Regions from separate parts of the Homo sapiens genome. Here region 2 is linked to region 1. A link is an interaction called in ENCODE POLR2A ChIA-PET data of the cell type or tissue named here. Cell type or tissue: A673. All regions are shown on one strand.

Evidence for each region. ChIA-PET counts read pairs that join two places held together with the same protein. Peaks named below come from ENCODE experiments on the same cell type or tissue, not always from the same donor. Only the 100,000 strongest peaks of a DNase experiment are listed, where the experiment ranks them.
Region 2: POLR2A ChIA-PET joins it to region 1 with 5 read pairs; 2 of 35 experiments call an interaction of 5 or more read pairs at or near these places.

What each region holds. Positions count from the first base shown.
Region 1 is chr3:178,098,301-178,103,300 of GRCh38, reverse strand. No RefSeq gene overlaps it. Among named protein-coding and RNA genes, the nearest start is that of LINC02015, 280 kb to the right of the region's middle. In A673, no CTCF peak of the experiment used is centred here; a DNase peak (open chromatin) is centred at 2,150.
Region 2 is chr3:178,272,548-178,277,547 of GRCh38, reverse strand. All of the region lies in intron 2 of LOC105374235 (a long non-coding RNA gene), which reads left to right. Among named protein-coding and RNA genes, the nearest start is that of LINC01014, 140 kb to the left of the region's middle. In A673, no CTCF peak of the experiment used is centred here; no DNase peak of the experiment used is centred here.

The sequences.
Region 1 (5,000 bases):
GAGAAGGAATGTTTCTCCCTCATCCCTCTCACTCTATCCAAAGTCTGCTACTGAGGTCCAGAGGACTGACTTTGTAGAGCCTATTTTTCCTGTGTAGGAGGGACATATGGTACAATTATAAGTTACCCATATCCAAGCCAAATAGAAACACATACCAAAAAAAGATTAAATGCAAGCAGTTAAACAAACAAACATGTGAATTATAGCAGACATCAAAGTACCTGTTTTTCAGGATTACTATTCTGGAATGCCATCCAGCCTATTAGATGTTTCTTGAATAAACTTAGACAAGTGTTAACTAACAAAATACTTATCTACATGAATTAGATGGTAGCCCAATGTACAACTTTCTATTAAGTAGTGAATTGTCTTCTTTTAGATATTTTGAAATTAGTGTCCTTTTTATCATTTGCCAAATCTGTGTGTTTTTTGTTTAAACACAATGGAACAATTCAGCAAGGTATTATAAGATTTCTTCTAGTGAGGATAAAAGCTAATGCTGTCTAGAAAGCATGGCTTAAAATTTCTCAAAGCTGTGTTTACCGTCCTGCCTAAATTATGCAGACAGAGCTTATATATTTGGGCCTCTGGATCTTTAGATTGGGAACATTTTCAGATTTAGAAAAGCTTCATTGCTTAGTTTGAACTTTTCCATTTAAATTAATTAGGGTAGAATGGTAAACATAATCCTCTTACTAATGTGTTTTTTCATCAGTGAAGGCTGAGAAACAGCATAAAGATGCAATCTGGAAAAAAGAAGAAATAAAAAAAGAAAAGAACTTTCTCCCTTTCACTTAATTCCTAATAAAAAAATCACAAAATATAAAGTCTAACGTTTAGTGTCATCTCTTATTGGAATATGTCAGCTTCCCCAGAGACAATGCATTGCCGCAAGTAACTATTTGAAACAAATCCTTCTGTGATATCTGAAGACACTCTTCTGAAAGGCTTTCTCTTCAAGAGTTGCAAAGCAGCACTTTCCCACCCCTCTCTGCATCCAGCCAAACAAAGCAAGCAAAGGACTGTTTCTCTTTGACTTATATTTTACTTGTTAGTCATTTTATATCATTATAATTCTGAAATAAAATAAGCCTTAAGAGAAAAAAATCCACCACACATTTTATATTAAATGTTCATTCCTGAGCTAACCTTAACTAGCTGTTCCTTTGAAACCACAATGCAGTCTTAAAATCATTTAAAGTGTTATTAATTTAGTAGTTGTACAGTGATGGATTTTTCAGGTTGCTTACATATACATCTTTTAAGACTGAAGATATGCAGATATCCATAGTTTCGCTTCTTCAGCTCTCAGTATTTTGCCCTTATTTCTATAAGGCAAGATATTCTACAGAAAAATTACTGATACCTACATGAACTGCCATTGTTGAGTTAGTCCATTATTTGGGCTTTGTGGAAAGCTGATTTAAATACTTCTTATTTGGAAGTATTACAAAATTATTTTTGGAATGAAGACTTGGGTCTCTGTGTCTTAACCACCACCAACCAAGGATAAATTCATTACAGACTTACAAGGTCATATGTGGTTAGTATTCCCCACTACATGAAAATAAGTTTGAAAATTTAGTGAGAGTCATAATTATGCTTAATTCCATTAATATACTTCCAAAATAAAGCAGCTTCAGATTGTTATAAATACCTCTACCCTTCATTTCCACACAGCAGCCCACATAAAAACTGAACTAAAAAAATCCATTCATTACCCACTGCACTCTGAATTAATTTCAAGTCATCATTTTTATTATTAGAAAATGTGATGGCCATTTTACCTTGTAAGGACAATCAACAGCAATTACTGTACGTTCAAATGCCATGGGGATTTCTGTGAATCTCAGTTTTGCTCAAGGAAGCATTGGCTAGGAATGAGAGAAGATAAAACAAATGGACCTTTCTTACTTAAATTCCCCACTGAGTAAATACTACCACATTACCAGCTCTGAATAATTAACTTCCATCCACTGTGCCAAAAATGATGCATTGTATTTCAAATGCATCTTTTCAATAAATACTCCTTGAGAGAAAGCACCACAGAAATCATGACAGCTGTCATTGCACTAAACTTTTACTTACTCAAATCATTTTCTGAAAGCCATCATTAGAATCAAATTAAAATAAAGCTGAGGTTTTCTAAATAAAACTGTCAAAGAAGATAAAAGTTTTTACATTGACAGTGAAGCAAATGATTTTTCCCACTCTGTTGAGGTTGCATAATAGTGTAGTATATCTGAATTACTTATGGTCCCTTAATGACAGATTAACAGCTGGAGGAGGGGAGATCTTTCCAAGAATAGTTTTCAAATGAATGAAACTTCAGGCCCAGAGGCAATAGGAAATGCAAAGTGTGGGGAACTGGGGGAAGATATGGGTGGAAGAGTCTTATAAGACTTTTGTAATTTATTAAAATCACTGAAAATGACAGTGGGAACTGAAGTGGATTTTCCATATTTACAGGAGAAAGAGGTCATAGTAAATACTAAGTCCTTGAAGATGACTGCATGAAGTGAAGAGCCATAAAAGTGTATTTGTGCAGCATACCTGAAAGAAATCAGCCTTGCTAAGACAGAGTTTGGTGAGGTATTCCATGTACATGATTTTGCTCACCAGAACACTTTTGAAACAATGAAATACAAAACACTTTTGGCAGCTAGATGGGATAGGGTGAGGTTGATACTAAAAAAGTATGTTATATATGACTGATTTGTTTAGAAAGATTAGTCCTACAATCCGGAATGAGAATTATACTACATCTATATACTTCAGTAAAATTACATAAATTCTAAAAAATAGAACTGATATCAACTTTTTTTAAGTTTACTTTTTGTGTAGCCAAAATTTAATTTTTATCACAAAAGTAATTCATGCTTTTATAAATATTACAGAAAACTGGTAAAACAAATGTAGAAGAAAGTAAAAGTCACTTCCCGGTAAAGTCCATATTTAAATTTTAGCGCATTTCCTTCCATTATGTAATGTATTCATTCACATTTTTTAAACATAAAAGTAGAATTACATTGAATAACTGTGACATTATGCCATGAATATAGGAGCCACTTAACCTTGCATTTGAAGTCAGTGGTCTAAAGTTTAAGGTATATCCAGCAGCCTTGGCAATCCAGACTACAACATATTTATCTTTGTATCTGGCCAGCACTAGATTTGTGTGCACAGTACTCATTAAAGATATTATCAGTAAAAGTTATAGTAACATATATTTTAGTGCTTAAATATCTTGGGTTGGCCGTAAGGGCCTACTCATTATAGCCACACAGGGACTCAGAGTGATGAATCAGCCAGTATTGAAAACGTTATTGCCAGTCCTTTGCTAGAGTAAAATGTGAGCTTTGCAAGTTCAGTCATACTCAATTAAATGCTCAGCCCCCAAATAACACAGATCACTTCTGAGCAGATTTCATTGGTGCAATTTAGTTACCTGGATCTACCCAACTACACAAGAATGAAAGTACAATCTTGTCACATATCAAGTGGGTAGAGAACTGACAATATTTGGCAAACATCATTCTCTATTTTCACGAGAAAAGGTAAACTCCATTTTCTAAAATTTTCCATTTTATGTAAAAAAGATGTTTTAGGGTACGGAGTTGCTTACAGTTACCTCCATTCTTTTGCTTTCTATTTTGTGTATAAAGTGGATTTTTTTGTTTTGCGTGTTCATTTATTTGTTTGTTTGTGGATAGCTTTATACTTCCTGTTAACTTACACTTCCATGTGATTAATTCACTGCTCCTTCAAAAGCAGACCAGATGGAGAATTACTTTAAAACATAGTCCCAGCAATCTGACTATTTTCTGGCTGAGTAAGCTTCTTTGATCTTGGGTTGGAAATTAGGATGTAAAAAAAATTTCCGAGGCTCGTTTCTTCATATCCTCAAAGCTTATTTAATAATTCAGTGTCAGAATTAGTTGTGATGAAGAGGTAAGGTGTAAAAAAAAAATTTCTGCAATTCAAGCGGCTCATTTTGTACTCTCATTGTCCTTCCTGGATCTAGAGTTAAGACACAGCTCACATGGAGGATTTATATCTGTCTTAATCAATGCAGGGGCCAAGATGATGACATACAGAAGTACTTAACTCAGGGACTAAAGATCAATTCAACTGAGTTTCTCAATGATGGCAGAAAAAAAGCTATTTGAATCCTGCATTAGAAACTAGCGTAAACTGTAATCACTGTCCATCACTAGGCAGGCTCTATGAATTCCTTTTAGTCTCTGTAAGATGTCAATGTGTTATGATTACTTACAATGATGACCTTTATTTTGGCAATTCAAAAGAGTTCATAATGAGATTTAGAGAGAGGTGTTTTCTCCTTATTCAGATATGTAACTGACATTTTTATTATTTTACCTTAAATTGCTTGAATTTTAATTATACCTTGTTATTACAAAGGGAGTAGAGTGTAGTGTTAAGGATTGGGGTCCCGAGCCATGCAAACCTAGGTTCAAATCTTGGCTCTGTTACTATCTGTGTGACCTTCTGTAAGTAATTTGAGAACGACTCAAATTACTTACATGAAACATGGTATGTGTTCTAGGTCAATTGATATTTGGGAGCAAGGTTACCACACATAAGTGTGCAAGTTGTTCACTGAACAAGGATGCCAGACCAAAGGGGCAAGTGGAGCTGAAAGCCAGCCCTTATTCTGCTTGCACAGCCATGCTCCATAGCGGAGGCTCAACTGTCCAGAGGAAGCAGGGTGTTTTTCTTTACATACTAGATGAGCTAGGGCTGACCCCAAGTAAGTAGAAATCATAAGAGACTTGATTAATAATGTATCTTAATCCCAAACGGGAATCCTAACCAAGAAGAGTGGCAGAGGTGAATCACCATATATATACCTGGATTATCTCCATTTCTTAAGTAGATCTCTGAACCATTTTCATTTGTTGGTTTTTTAAAACCCAAATAAAACTTCGGGAGGCCGAGGCAGGTGGATCACGAGGTCAGGAGATCGAGACCATCCTGGC
Region 2 (5,000 bases), 170 kb before region 1:
GTCTTACATATTTCTCTTTTTTTCAACAATGTAGATAAAATTCTGCAATCCCATAAAAGTGATGAAATAATACTCAATTTCTAGTTCATATACTGTCTGATGTGCTACTGTCTGCCAGATTGTTGACAAATAGTAAATAGTTCATGAAAACTCTGTATTACATAAAAGCAGCCACCAAAAACACATCCTGTGCTATTTCATGTTGCCATTACAAGGTGTTTAGATAAAATGAAGATCATCCAGGTGCTGTGGCTCATACCTGTAATACCAGCACTTTGGGAGGCTGAGGCGGGCAGATCACCTGAGGTCAGGAGTTTCAGAACAGTCTGGCCAACATGGTGAAACTCCATCTCTACTAAAAGTACAAAAATTAGCTGGGTGTGGTGGCACATGCCTGTAATCCCAGCTGCTGGGGAGGCTGAGGTGGGAGAACTGCTTGAACCTGGGAGGCAGAGGTTGCAGTGAGCCAAGATGATGCCACTGCTCTCCAGCCTAGGTGACAGAGCGAGACTACATCTCAAAAAAAAAAAAAAAAAAAAAAGAAGAAGAACATCACAGGGGATTTTTACATACCAAAGTAAGAATTCACAGCTCAGGCATTTTTAGAGGGTAATTACCAATAGATAATTGATAATTATCTATTATTAAGTTTATTAGTATTATTTTATGTATTAAAGCAAGGTGTTCAAGTATAATTTACACATCCCAAATGTTGTGATGTTTTTAGTCACAATGTTCTTTTTATATTTTGTTTCATAGGAGCTTCTGTATTTCATATAATATTTATTTCAAGTATAAATTTAAAGGGCCTTCATAAAAGTTCAGCGAATTTTCATGAAATAGCATTATATTCCTACTGCTTCAACTTGTGAACCTTCATTGTCATCTATATCATAAAGTTATTGTGAAGATTCAGTTAATGTGTACAAGATGCCAAAGACATTGCTTGGCAAACTATGTCATTCAGTGTACAGTAGCTATTTTTTTGCATCTTATTTTTGAGCAAACATGTTATATGGAAGAATAAATACACATAAGAAATGATATGTTGACTAGGAAAACAACTTTAGGATATTTAGTTGGCTTCTAGGGAACAATTTCTAGGTGGCGATTTCAAATCTAAAACTTAGCTTACTGTCTTTACCTGTTTCTATTTCTTTCTGAGGTAAATATAGAAAGTCACCTGTCCCTTGCAATAGGGTAGAAGATTAAAATACGAAGCAAGACATGATTCTAAGTAGCATAGAAATATTCGTTCTTGAGAGAATGTAATTTACCTATGCTTTTGAAGGTTCGTGTTTTCAAACATCTGCAGTATAATTCCTGCAGGGTACTGTCACAGTCTCTGTTTATTGCAGGGGCAAACTTGTTTACCAAATTCTCAAATGAAAAACAAAATATTCTTGTGCGGAATTTCAGAGAATTGCAGTTCCTGTTTCAGCCTGAACCTCAGATTTTTCCACCCACATGGAGTTTGGAGAGTCTTACAACATGAAGTTCAAAACAGAAACATTAATCGCCTCCACACTTTAATGCCTTGTTTTTCTCCACCACAAAAATGTTTACCCAGGCTGAAGTACTTTTTCTCCTGAGCCCAGACTTGATAATCACTTTCTCAATCTCTGCTTGTTAAATGGCTTCTAAAAATTCTTGGGTAAATATGGGTATGGTTGCATAAAAGAAAAATCCCTTAAAGGATAAGCCAAAATTTTTCAGTGATAGTGCATAAAAGCCTTGTTATCTTTAAGGCTTGTCTTTTGGTGCATAGAGCCAAATAAATTGCCAAGGCAAAAACAAAAAGAAAGAAAATCTAGTCTCTGATTTAGTGCCCAAAAGTTTTTAATGCTTTGGGTCCTCCAGTTGCTCTAAGAATTTTTTGTGGCTTTGAAGCTTTTTATCAGGTTTTAATTTTATCCTTATATTTTGACTGATATTTCCATTAAATGAATTAGGGGATGTACAATATGCCAACCATATACTACATAAAAGTATTGTCACTCAGGCCTACAAAGTGCCTAACAACCAAACAGAATATTCACTGCAAATGACTCATGGAATGTTACCTGAGAGAGTAATAAATATTCTTTCAACATTCATCCAAGTAAATAAGCTCTGTCAGGAAAGAATGTTCAGAAGCAAAGGGCCCTTCACTGGAAAAGAGGTAACAATAAATATATAAGAAAGGAAGAGAAGATATGAAGATTTTAGATTGTCTAAGGGGAAGTGTTTATATGTAAAAGGAAAATGTAAAATATGATGACTATCTCTTATTGTATAATATTCCTTACATAAAAATAAATCTACTTGCCATTAATTTATTTTTCTAATGTAGAAATTAGACATGTGATTCATTATTTTCTAGTAGCCATTAATCAAGTATGATCATGTTCTGCCGACTTATCCTCTGGAAGAAGGCTGTTCTCCAATAGGTCAACTTTCTCCAAGTCCCAGCTAATATATCACCCATGTTATGATGCCTTGTTTCTGAAACTCTTCAGCTGAATTATGTTGTCCCTCCAATGACTTTTCCTACAGCACTATTAAAGCATTAATTACTCTATGTTGGGTTTCGTTTGTTCATCTATCTTTCCATCAAGAAAGGAAGCACATCAATGGTAGGAAATGTGTCACATTTACTTTAGTTTATCTTTTGCCCTACCTCAGGGCCCAGGACACGTCAGAACATTTCTTGAATGAATGAACAAATGAATGAATATTATGCTGAACTCATTTTGATAACATCACATGCACGTAGGAGAATATAAACAAATAAATGCAACTTGCCACAAATCGTAGTTGTTTATTCACTCACTCTGTTAAAAAAAAAAGCATTAGAGTTTCCAGTATTGAGAAAGATGGACAATAAACAAGTAAATAAATAAATAAACATGCATTATATACATAATGATACATATATAAAGGTAAAGTGTAGGATGTTAAGAAACAGAAAAGCTTCGTGGATCTACTTGGATTGCATGAACAAAGAAAGCCTCTCCATGACTATACTTAAGCTCAGACTTGAAGGAAGAGATGCAGCAGGTACATAAAATCGGGGTAGGGAATGTTGGGCAGGGAATGAGCAGCTGGTGAAGAATGGTGACAAGATGTGAATTTCAGTCACAATGTAGGGGATGATGGATGATAGTTGGTATTCAGTTCAGGGAGTTCAGTTTGGGACATGTTAAGTCTGGGGTTCTGGTAGCAATGCCAAGTAAGTAGGTGGCATGGGAATTCAAAGGTAATGTCTGGGCTGGATATAGCAATTTTGAATTCATTGGGATATAGAAGGCTCAGGACTAAGCCATCATTATAAAGTAAACTTCGGTTTAGACGTGGATAAAAGCTCACATGCTGAGTGCCTTCTTTGTGCTGCACACTGCTAGATGCCTAACACACATTAAATATCCTTACTCAATCCAGCTTTACCAAGGAGAGCTCATCGGTACCATTTTGCAAATTGGAAATTGGGGACTCAGAATGCTAAAGTAACTAATCCAAGGTTACATTGTTAGTAAGTCCAGAACTGGAAATTGAACACAAGTACATTAGTCCCAAGACACATATGTCCATGTGCACAAGGTTCTGTCTCTGAATCTTGTATTTAATATTCTTTATGTGCCAGGTATTCTCATCTATATAACCTTGCTTAATCCTTACAACAACTTTATAGGAATGTATTATTATCCAAGTTTTGCTGCTTAAGAAATCACTGTTACATAGGTCCAGTGATTTATTTTAGGTGAGTTGGCTAGGTCTGGGTGAACAGGATTCACACCTATGGTCCCTCACCTCCTGTGTGTCACATTGCCTCTCTGGCAATGTGGCATTGAGAGGAGAATATTAAGATCTTGCAGGTGCATGTTTGCAATAGTGGGTGTCTATGCTGGAGATTGATGCAAAAGCTTCCTTGAGGTCCAAGGATTCAAAATAATCCCAAGGATTTGTGGATTAGAACAATAGGGGAAAGCTTTCTTGATTCCTTCTCTAAGAAGCAGTAGATTTGTCAGGACGCTTATTATTTGAGTGACACTAAAAATAGAATCTTTCCAGGAATCAATAGACAAATGAATACAGTATCTGGGCCTCAGTACTCTGTAAAATGAGAAGTTTTGATTTAAAAGGTCCTAATGTTTTTCCCCACCCTGCCTTAACATATATGCAATTCAGATATCTCTTATATACTCTCTTAATTTACTGGAGACAGCATTCTGTTCCAATTGTGCAGAGCCTGCAGTTGAGCACCAGACCAATTGCAAAACCATCACATGAATCAGGATTAGCACACCTTACTTGAAAACTACCCTAATTTCCAGGTAACTCTATTCTCTTTGCCTGCTCAGAACATAATGTACTGATGAGATGCACACAGCATTATGCAACTAATTTTGACTGTAATTACGGTTAATTTCACCCTCTTATTACTGCAAAAGCAATGCTGAAGTTCAAAAGACATGACTTTAAACTATGTCTATGCCACAGTTCTGTAAATTTCCAGCCCTGTAATATGATGAGAGATTTTGCTTAAAGAGAGGTTTAATTACCTTAAAAGACCTGGAGGAACTGTCAGATGGCGGACGCTGGTTCCCTGTTTCACTCAAAACAGCACAGAGGGATTTAAAAAGAGAGAAAGCAGAATATTATAGACAGTTGCTGCCTAGCAGGATAGATAGATAATAAACTTTGCTCCTTTTCCAGCTGAACTGTAAAAATCATATAATCTCTCCCTTGACAGAGATTCACCAACTCAGTCTGGCAGTCTTTGGATAGCCTTGAACTTAGGGTTACTGGCAAGGATAAATAAAAATTGCATGTGGCGTGGATTGATCATTTGGCCCTCATTCCAAAGCCTTGCTCAGGGGAAGGAGGAGATATTTTTATTAACAAAAAATAATGCAACTTTTCAAGGACCATTTTCATGCAGAGAGATCTTGATGTTGATCAAGTCAGAGGCTTCTGCAGACATATGCAGAGGAGATATTTGTAATAATACATTTTAAAGT